Regions from separate parts of the Mus musculus genome. Here region 1 is linked to region 2. The links are chromatin loops, found by intact Hi-C in ENCODE. Cell type or tissue: left cerebral cortex. All regions are shown on one strand. Each heading gives the region's core, and the rest is flanking DNA. Links, peaks and the distances in the headings are about the cores only. Region 1 holds the start of Gm32566 (a long non-coding RNA gene). Region 2 has its middle 23 kb from the start of Amer3.

Region 1 (5,375 bases), core at 71-5,070, 120 kb before region 2:
TAAGCATAGCTGGAGGTTCGGTTCTGTTCTGTTTTTGTTTGTTTGTTTGTTTGGAGGCTGAAGACCAAAGCTTGGGTCTCATGCAACCTAGACAAGTTCGCTGTCATGGAGTTATATATCCTTAGCTCCTATTTTTCTTATGATTTGCCTTGGAGCTGGTTTTACATCTGATAATTCTTTTTATATGGTGTCAATTTAAATGACAGTAAAATGATAAAAATTAAAGTTTACCTTTTATAAAAGCAAAAATAAACACATCCTCTGAAATTGCCCCACCATCCTGGGAGCACGGTCTCTGTATGGGTGTTAGGCTTTTGTTGCATGTCCTGCGGTGGACTTACTTAGGACCAGACTCAACAGGGGAACTTCCAGCTTGTTTGTTGCTTTGTCCTGGGCCCTGGTCCAGGTCAGTAAATGACTGCAGTCTTGGGCTAGTGAGGCCTTACAGGCCCAGGCTCAGGAATCCAGGTGGTGAGGCTGACTTGCAAAATGCAAAGGGAATGGATAGTTTGTTTTCTTAAAAAGCCCCTTACAGGCTGGAGAGGAAGCTGAGCAGTTAAAAGCAAGCCTGTTCCTCCAGAGAACCCCGAGGTCTCTTTTTCTTTGTATGTGGCTTGTTGTTGTTTGAATTCATGGTCTCTCTGTGTTATCCCAGCTGGCCTCGAAATCAACAGGTAGACTAGGTTGGCCTGAAGTTCACAACTATCCTCCTGCCTCTTAAGACCAGATTGCAGTTTCAAATGCTCATATATCAGGCAGCTAACAGCTGTCCTCTTTAGGGACCAGCACATACTGACACAAACATATATAAATTAAAAAAAATTTTTTTTTCTAAAAATAAGGACAGGTAAATATTGAGATACACATCTTTAATCCCAGTGCTCTAGAGGCAGAACCAGGTGGGTCTCTGTGAGTCCAAGGCCAACCTGGTCTATATAGTGAATTCCAGGATATCCAGGGCTATATAGAGAGACTCTGTCTCAAAAACAAACAAACAAACAAACAAACAAACCACCCCACACTTAACATGAGTCAGGGTGTGACTCAGTGGTTAAGTGCTTGCCGTTCATCTATGAAGCTCTGGGTTCTTAGGCAGCACAGGGATGTGGAGGGGGCGGTAGATCTTGCGACTGAAATTAAAGTAGACAGGGTGTGATGCTTGCTACTTCGTGAGGATCTAGAGTCAGCTGGGAGACAAGCCTCTGAGTAGGCCTGTGAGGGACAGAGACATTCCGTCAGCCACAGTTGTTAACTGATTGGCATTGCAAGACAAGGAAAGGGGGGAGGGGGAGGAGGCTATGACGACAGTGGTGGCAATGATACTTCTGGTTTTGTTTTTGTTTAAAAAAAAAACCACGAAGTGCTAACATAGAGTTTTCAAAAAGAGAGGTGTATTTTATTCATATTTACCCAAGGTGATACGGAGAGCTCTCTGAACAAGGAGCTGCTGTCATGGGAGGAACCGAGTGTGGACACCCCGGGGTGGTCGGAGAAGCTTGGTGAGTGAGACTTTTGGTCAGGTCTGTCCTAGTAGTCCTGAATGTGAGACAGGGAATGTAGCACATGATGTTATTTTCTTGACTCAACCGTAATTTTCTATTTCTTTGTTTCAATTTGTTTAATAGACACACACACACACATAAAATTGTATGTATTAATGCTAGCTTTCGATACCTGTGTACATTGTATGATGTTAAAATCAGGTTAAGTGTATTGATTTTCTCAGTTATTGTTTCTAGAGGGTGAGATCTTTCAAAATCTATGTTTTTAGATTTCCAGCTCATTATTGTTACCCAGTCATGCTATTGTGCTCACGAAAATTTCTACCTAACTGGACTTAGTTTGTAAAATGGATTAGAAATACGTGAGAACCAATTAGCAGAGTGCTCTCAGTCTGGGAGGAGGGTTTATACCGGGTTGCTAAGGGGCTTCCTCCTTGTCTAACAGTCGAATGAAGACATTCTCAGCCTCCTAAACTTATTAGTAAACGCTGCAACAGGCTATGAGTGCTCTGATCAACCCAGACCTCAACCCATTTGAAACATCTGCAGGGTCTGCGGGAAAGCTCCTGACCCACAGCTAGCTCCAAAGGAGAAAGCATACTTGATCTGCCTCGAAGGTTCTGACCTGATGGCGACCCGCCAAGTGACATGCCTGGGAAGATTTCACAACTGCTGTCTCCAGGTTGGGTGGCAGAAACGAACGGTAAACTGGGAGGTTATGGGACTAGAAAGAAGGTCACCTAACATTTGGGGCATGAAGATGGGCCCGCGGGATGGGCGGGGCCGGCGTGGGAGATTCCTTCAGATCATTCAGGCAATCTGTCTGGGCCTCTGCCCTACCCTGCCTGCTCCGCGCTGGTGCTACCTTCAGAGACGCAGTGCAGATCCCCCAAGGCGCTCTCGGAAACACCGAATCCTTGCTTGGGCTTGCTGGTCAGATACTTGGGGTCCTTTATCAGTTTGTAAATTGCTCCTCTCGTAGCCCCCTAAATAATTTCTTTTGTATCAGTTCCAGGATGTTGCTAGATCTCAGCCTCCAAAAAGTCAGTTCCTTGTCCAGCTGGAAGATGCTACGTATTTCCTCTCTTCCACTCCGACCGACCGTTGATTTCATCATCGGGTGGCTGTTGCTGTCTCAGCAAAACCCGTGCTCCCTTGACTTACCGCTTGAGGACAGCAGTGAGTTGTCTGCTTTAGCTCAGTGCAGGTGGCACCAGGCAGCAGGCCAGGTAGCAAGCTCAGTCAGTACCCACCTCTGTTCCAGGTGCCTTCCACGTGGATAGCTGTGGGGGTCAAAAGACAGAACCAGAGCTCAGAAGCCCCGTGCAACACCTGTTGGAGATTCGGTTTTCAAGGCGGCCTGATGTGACAGTTGGATTTAGGAAGAGAGTTGAGATGCCAGAGGTTTATCTATGTACTTCTTTTGGAATTTTAGTTACATTTTAGTTTGCTGTGACCAAATGCTTGACCAGAAACACCTAAGGGAAGACCACTTTATTCTGGTTTTGAGGGGATCAGTCAGCTGTAGTGAGAAATGGTAGCCCTGGAGGCTGGGGCCAAGGGTCACAATGAATCCACAGTGCTCAGCTAACATTCTTCTTTTTATTTAGTCTAGGTTTCCAGCCACTGGGATGGTGTCCTAGTTAGGACCTATCTGTCTATCTATCTATCTATCTATCTATCTATCTATCTATCCATCCATCCATCCATCCATTCATCCTTGACACAGGTTAGAGATATCTGGGAAAAGGCAATTCATTTGAGAAAATGACTCCATTAGATAGCCTATATGCAACTCTGCATTTTCTTGATTATATGTGTGTGTGTGTGGGGGGGGGGGAATATTCTACTGGGGTGGTGCCAACCCTGGGCAACCGGGAGTTGAGGGGATCTTTGTGCAAATGAAAGTTTGTTCAAGTGTGTGTGTGTGTTAAAACATTTGCATAAATGTTTTGTAAAGTGAGACAGATAGCACAATTACAGTGTTTGATGAAAAATACTATTTTTTCCTGTTGTTTAACCTAGGAAGATGGCTCAGTGCATCCCAAACAAACTTGAGAGTCTTGAGCTCCGATCCCCGCCACCCACTAAGAAGTTAGAGGTGATGGCACACATTTGTAATCCCAGAACTGGAGAGTGAAGTGGGGGAGGCATCCCTGAAGCCCACTGGCCTGACAGTCACTAGGCAAAGTGAGGTTCCCTTTGCAGGTTTTAAGACTTGTTCACCAAAGAATTTAGAAAGCTCAAGAACGGTTTTATTAGAGTTTAAGAAAAACAGTGCCGCCGGCTGTGGTGGCGCACGCCTTTAATCCCAGCACTCAGGAGGCAGAGGCAGGCGGATTTCTGAGTTCGAGGCCAGCCTGGTCTACAGAGTGAGTTCCAGGACAGCCAGGGCTACACAGAGAAACCCTGTCTCGAAAAACAAAAAACAAAAAACAAAACAAAAACAAAAACAAAAACAAAAACAAAAAACAAAAAAAAAAAAAGAAAAAAGAAAAACAGTGCAGGGCATAGGTTAGGTGAAAATCTCAGCAGTCACCTATAACAGATGGGGAAAAAGTTACGCCTTTTACGTTTGTCACAAAATAGAAGTAGATTAAGAAAGAAGTCTGGGGCTGGAGAGATGGCTCAGTGATTAAGAGCACTGTGCTCTTCCGGAGGTCCTGAGTTCAAGCCCCAGCAACCTCATGGGGGTTCATAGCTATCTTTAGTGTGATCTGTTGCCCCCTTCTGGCATGTAGGTGCACATGCAGATAGGGCACTCATATACATAAAATAAACAAATAAATTATTAAAAAGAAAGAGAGGAAGAAAGAAAGAGAGGAAGAAAGAAAGAGAGAAAGAAAGAAAGAGAGAAAGAAAGGAAGGAAGGAAGGAAGAAAGAAAGAAAGAAAGAAAGAAAGAAAGAAAGAAAGAAAGAAAGAAAGGAAGGAAGGAAGAAGGAGGTGCAAGGCAAGCTAGGCATGGTGACATGTGTCTTTAATCCCAGGCAGAGGCAGGAGGATCTCAGTGAGTTCAAGGCCAGTCTGATCTACAGAGCAAGTTCCAGGATAGCCAGAGCAACACAGAGAAACCCTCTTAGGAAGAAAAAACAAGGAGAAGAAGAAAAAGTGCTCTAAAGGTGGAAGTGGGCTGCTGAGCGAAGGTCAGAGCCTGTAAAGTGCCTGGTCGTGTTATGTGTATGTTCCTTACACCCCTCTCCTGGCCGTGTTATATGCACAGTCCTTACACCCCTCTCCTGGCTATGCTATGTGCATGGTTCTTACACCCCTTTCCTGGCTGTGTTATGTGTACGGTCCTTACACCCCTCTCATGATTTCACACTTGCTTGTTAGATGATAACAAATCAAGGTAAGAAAGGGTTCCAGGCTTTTTCTGTGACCTGGCTTCTTTCATGTGTTAATCTTCATTCTGCTTCTTAAGTTCCTACTCTCCTATCACAACCTCATCAAATCTGTGATGACCAGGGTCAGTGGTAGACCATGCCTCAAAATATCAGGTGGAGCATTATTGAAGAATCAGGAACATATCAACCCCAGACACACACAGACACACAGACACACACAGACACACAGATACAGTCACACACAGACACACATAGACACAGACAGACAGGCAGACAGACAGGCAGACAGACACACACAAGCCTGCATGCATGCAGGCATGCACACACTTGGAGGCATGCACACCAGAGAGAATAAAGAATGGGGCTTTTGACTATTTGTTCTTTAAGGTTCTTATTAAAGTAGTCACATAAATGTATTCTTCCTAAGATGGCATGAGCCTTGGGTGAGAGAACTGTACCCTATTTTCTCCGACTAGCCACATGCAGTGGTTTGAATAAAAATGTCTCCTGTAGGCTCATGTATTTGA
Region 2 (5,375 bases), core at 136-5,135:
ATGAGATACTCAGATATGCAGCCTTTATCTCCACATGACATTTCTCACTTAGGGGCACGGTGGTCTCAAGACAGGGTTTCTCTGTGGACCTGACTGTCCTGGAACTCCCTCAGTAGGCCAGGTTAGCCAGGAACTCAGAGATCCACCTGCCTCTGCCTCCCAAGTGCTGGAATTAAAGGTGTGCACCTCCGCCACAGGGCTTCCTCATGGCATTTCTAACAGTCCAACTACCAAATGTGGAGAGCCCAGTGACCATCCACAGCCACCAGGCACAGGGACAGTGGCAGATGGGATGCAGGCCCTGTGGCCTAAGGAAACAAAATTTCAGGGGGGCAGGAGGAATACATTTCAGATATACTACACAGCAGGGTGATGGCCATCCTAATGCAATCTTTTCTAAGATGTTCAGAGCAACTGCCAGCTTCCTCTGGCCCTAGCACCTTAAGGAGACAGCATGGAGACCCATAACCCCAGAGTTTGAGGGAAGTGGGTAGAGAATCAGTCAACTTTGGATTCTTTCCAGAGTTCAATCATAATGTCTCCATATTTTGTGTGCAAGAGCCAGCCTATTGCCCTCCATAGTTGAACTTTAAAGCAGCAAGAAGTATTAAGACTGTAGTTGACCTGGCCCATGATACAGGTCCTATACTGCATAAAATGCACCAAAAATGCCCTTGGGAAAGAATATGAAGGTGGCCTGAGGAAGCAGATCTAGAAGTCCTCTGTCCCTTTCCAGAAGGCTCTCTACAAGCTGAAACAGGAGTCTGGACACATCCCTGTCTCCTATAATTTTTTATAACTGAAATTAAGTATAGCAAATACTTAAACTTCAGTTAGAGCATAGACAGAGGTAGCTTCTTGTCAGGTGTCATCACACCAGTAAAGGCATGTGGGGGAAACACCAAGCCTTTGTCCTCAGCCTCTAAAAGAACTGTAAGGTCTAGTGAAAGAATGCTAGTATGAGTGTGCCGTTCTGCCACCCAGAACGACAGCTGTGTGTGAGACCTTTCTAGTGTCCAAAGTTTTGCTTGATGCACAGCTCCATGCCTCTGAGAATGTGATACTGCTGTCTGAGGGAGGACAGGCATGGCTGAACAGAACAGCTCCCACATGCTGCTCTCTGGGAGGCCATATTCAAGCACAGACCTAGGACAGTCACAGTGATCTGAGAGGATTGAAGAAACAAAGGACAGCCCTCAGTACAGCGGAGTGAATATACAGCCAGGTGCAAACAAGCCCTTAAGGACCTGTGTCCTGTGATATGAAATTGCTCCTGGCAGCTTGGTAGTAATTAAAGAACTTGAAATTCTGTGTAGCTGGGCCCTCACCAAGTATCCAGAACTGCTGTTCCCCTTCCCATGCATGGGTCATGAAAGCCCAGCCTTCCTTGTGACAGAGGCTGACATCAGGCCCTGAGGCAGTGAGCACCTCAGAAGAATACATGGGGGAGGTGATGCTGGTGGTGTCCTAGGTCTGCTGTGCCTATAGAAGGAGGGAGGAGTATCTCAAGGAATGATAGGATGTGGGGTTTGCTTAATTGGCCTCTGCCTCCAAAGAACAACCTGGTGAGGACCTGTCACCTCTGATGAGACAGGTGCCCCCTCATGAGCTCCACTCTAGTCTTCTCCCCAGGAGGGCAGTTAACCATCAAGGCAGGATGCTCTCTACTTTGGAAGAAAAGAGTTAGAAAGGCTTTCAACCTCCTCTGAGACTTCTGCAACTTTGAAAAAGTGCTTCCCATAAGGAGATAAGGCGGTGCCCCTGAAGGGAGAGAAAGCGCTGGCTTAGGATAAGTCCTCAGGCTCATCAGATGTTCCACACCAAAAATTCATTCATTCATTTGTTCATTCATTCATTCTCTCTGTCTCCCTACCTTTCCCTTCCTCCCTCTCTCCTGCCCCCCTCATGCCTCCACCCTTCCCTCTCTCACTGAAGAAAAAGAAAACCTAGAATGTGCCCAGGTTCTCCTGCCCATGAACCTGGTCTCCAAAGTCACAAAATTTGTTGTTCTGCCTCCCATAGCAGGATGTTTTTGGATTCAGGTCTCTGAGTTCAATTCCCTGGCAGTCACAGAAACCTTGCCGGACTGCTGCCTCCCAGAGCACCCGGCCTGCACTGCACTGTGCTGAGCTCTGCTGCCCTCTGGTGGTCAGGGTTCTTTCCTTCGCTGGGATTCCCATTCTGCAGCAGGGCATTGCTTCTCCTTATCAACTCCAGCATCCAGATGATCCTGTCTGAGTGATCCACAGACTTCACTAGATCCACTGGGCTCCCTCTGTGTTGCGCGCGCTCAACTGGCCAGGAAGAACGACGCTGCTACAGGATCCTTCTGCACACATTTATTCAGTCCTGTTTCTTCTTGTTTATATCTCCCTTGTTTATATCTCCCCTGTTTATATCTCCCCTGTTTATATCTCCCTTGTTTTCATATCTCCCTTGTTTTTATATCTCCCTTGTTTATATATCTCCCTTGTTTTTATATCTCCCCCGAACCCTGGGCCTCTCACTCCTTTTATACTCTCTCTCATCCACGAACCGCAGGCCACGCCCCCTCACCAGGCACGCAGCCTCAGCTAATCAGGGCAGCAGGGGCAAATCTCCACCAAATTGGATTCACCTGTATCCTGGTACACCTGCCCAGCACTCAAGATGTTTGTGTCTTATATGAGGAAGTCAGGTGCAAGTCATATGACTTAGCTGCAGTCTCTGGCGCCTTTGGGACTGCCGCCACACCCGCTCCCCACAATTCCCCCTTTTTTCTTTTTTGGCAGAGAGAATGTCTGTAGATAGCCCCCCGCAGCCATGTCCCTTACCCGTCCTTGGGTGACAAACAGCATTGGTTTGATCCCTGTCTTAGGTTGGTGACATGCCCAGGGAGTCTTATCACTGACTACCTCTCTATCATGCCAAGCCACTCCTGGGGAGATTGTGTTTTGCTTGTGGCAGGTGCATCAAAAGGCCAGGATGTTAATTAACCTATGGCCAGATCTTAATTGCTGCAAGCAAGCCTCATGGGTGAAGGTAGAGGTCTGATCCCCAGTGTGCAAGCATAGGGGCCCTACACAAAACCATCCCTTAGGCTCATCACCCAGAGAGGTCTTGGCCAGCTCCCGTGTCGTTTTTCCTGGGGGAAGGGAACTAGGACACTGAACCTTCATGCAATCAGACGTGCCTTCCACAGGATGCCAACAGCAGCTATCCTCTGTGCAGTGCTTAGCCTCGCACCCCACGGCATAACGCAGCATAATTTCTTTTAGAGCGGCAAACCGAATCTGAGGAGATTGTCCCGCCTCCACTGCAGCAAAAGCCTATGCTACCATGGCGAAAGTGCGGGCCGCACACTCTGCACCTAACACATGTGCCAAACACAAAACACACACACACTATAACAAGCATACATCCCAGGGCTCTCATCCCCGCTCATCTTCCCTGAAGCAAGGGATAGATAGCCAGAGGGGATATCTCTTTAAGGGGAATTCAGGGATCAAAAAGCGTGGAAAAATTTGAATGTCATGTCGAGCTGGTATCGGCTTCTGGAATACCGAAAGGATCTCTCATCTCGGCTCCATCCTTTGTGCTTGTGGGATCATCCACCACATCCACAGGGGCAACTGGATCAGGAGCCTCATTCTTGCAGCGTCTCACCAATCTCTCCAGCACCCAAAGAGGTTCCGTCTGGTCCTGTGGAAACACACAAACAGACCCTCTCGCCCACATCAACACCTGATCTGGTCGATCCCCGGGGGGGATGGACACAATACCTCGTGGTGATGAGACCATAACCTCAATCACCTGTGTGTCCATCTGGGAAGTCAATATGAGAGTCAAGTTTTCACTAGCTTCCCCTCTGTTAGGCAATGATTTCCACGCCCTTATAGCAATCTGATTCACCTGCTCAAACACCTGCACTGGATATCCTGTCTGTTGTTGTGCAAATCTACCTTGATCAAGCAGCATATCTCTATCCCATGCAAATTCAGCTTGATCAGTGAAAATAGGACATCCCAGCAAGGAGAATCTATCCTCTTTCCAGACCTCCGGACAGAAGGTCTGCCCATAGATGGCTGACGAGGAGGCATAGGGAGGGGGAGCAAAAGCTAATTCGCCTTCCTCCTCTGCCTCAGCTCTTTTATTTTGTCCTTTCTGTCCACCTGATAACACTGTGTCTCCTTTCTTTTTCCTTTTTCTTTTTAAGCCCTTCTCTTCCAACATACTTTCTTGTTGCTCTATAAGGATTTTCTGACCTGTCTTGACTGCCTCTTGATTCAAACAGTAACAGAGTCCATATATCAGAACAAACAAGACCAAAACTACCAGACCTACCCACAAAGGGTCAATGGGAGAAAAAAGCATAACTACACAGCGAGGATCTATTGATCACTACACTGAGGTTATCATAGTTCCTTAACTTGTCCCCAAACCAGGAACCTTAACTTGTCCCAAAGCCGGGAACCTTTCGTTACCTTGTGCCTGCTTGCTGGCAACTTTATGCTCACCTCTATTTTATCCGAGGTCCTTCCCAAACTCCTGGGGTCGCAAGTTTCACTCACCATGAACTTACCCTGCCGGCAACCACTGACTGCTGAAAGTTCTGAACTCGGTGGGGGAGTCGGTTCCCAGTACGGGCCACCAATTGTCACGCCCGCTCTCGACCAGCAAGAACGACGTGACCACCAGTCCTTCTAACAGCAGTTTATTCAGTCTTCATCTTTCTTCTTTCTCTTCATCAGTACCGTTCCCCAGCTGAAGAGTTCTGAATCCACGCCGGATCCTTCTCAACAGTCTGTTTCACGGGAACCTTTATTAACCCCTTCTTCCCCGTTATGCAGTTCTGAATCCTCCCTGTAGCAGGGGGTCTTCGCTTGTGCCTGAAGATGTTTCTTGTCCCGGGTTTCGGCACCACTTGTTGCGCGCGCTCAACTGGCCAGGAAGAACGACGCTGCTACAGGATCCTTCTGCACACATTTATTCAGTCCTGTTTCTTCTTGTTTATATCTCCCTTGTTTATATCTCCCCTGTTTATATCTCCCTTGTTTTTATATCTCCCCCGAACCCTGGGCCTCTCACTCCTTTTATACTCTCTCTCATCCACGAACCGCAGGCCACGCCCCCTCACCAGGCACGCAGCCTCAGCTAATCAGGGCAGCAGGGGCAAATCTCCACCAAATTGGATTCACCTGTATCCTGGTACACCTGCCCAGCACTCAAGATGTTTGTGTCTTATATGAGGAAGTCAGGTGCAAGTCATATGACTTAGCTGCAGTCTCTGGCGCCTTTGGGACTGCCGCCACACCCGCTCCCCACACCTCTGCTCGCTAGAAACACCCTGGGGGATTCCTAAGTGATCTTCACATATCATTGGGAACCTGAGAGGT

The links. Hi-C counts contacts between places; a loop is a spot of excess contacts. Peaks named below come from ENCODE experiments on the same cell type or tissue, not always from the same donor. Only the 100,000 strongest peaks of a DNase experiment are listed, where the experiment ranks them.
Region 1: it touches region 2 in a loop (4-fold over the local background); 2 of 42 quality-filtered maps call a loop at or near these places.

The regions. Positions count from the first base shown.
Region 1 is chr1:34,483,378-34,488,752 of GRCm38, forward strand. It overlaps 4930568A12Rik (a long non-coding RNA gene), which reads right to left. Exons shown (of 6, transcript XR_865327.2): 2 at 2,368-2,785; 3 at 1,411-1,536. Gm32566 (a long non-coding RNA gene) reads left to right here and starts at 970. Exons shown (of 3, transcript XR_003947768.1): 1 at 970-1,499; 2 at 2,052-2,184; 3 at 2,512-3,962. In left cerebral cortex, for the core only: CTCF peaks have their summits at 2,672 and 4,239 (motif pointing left); DNase peaks (open chromatin) are centred at 2,192, 2,297 and 2,668; H3K4me3 peaks cover 597 bases.
Region 2 is chr1:34,600,423-34,605,797 of GRCm38, forward strand. No RefSeq gene overlaps it. Among named protein-coding and RNA genes, the nearest start is that of Amer3, 23 kb to the left of the region's middle. In left cerebral cortex, for the core only: a CTCF peak has its summit at 2,136 (motif pointing left); a DNase peak (open chromatin) is centred at 2,145.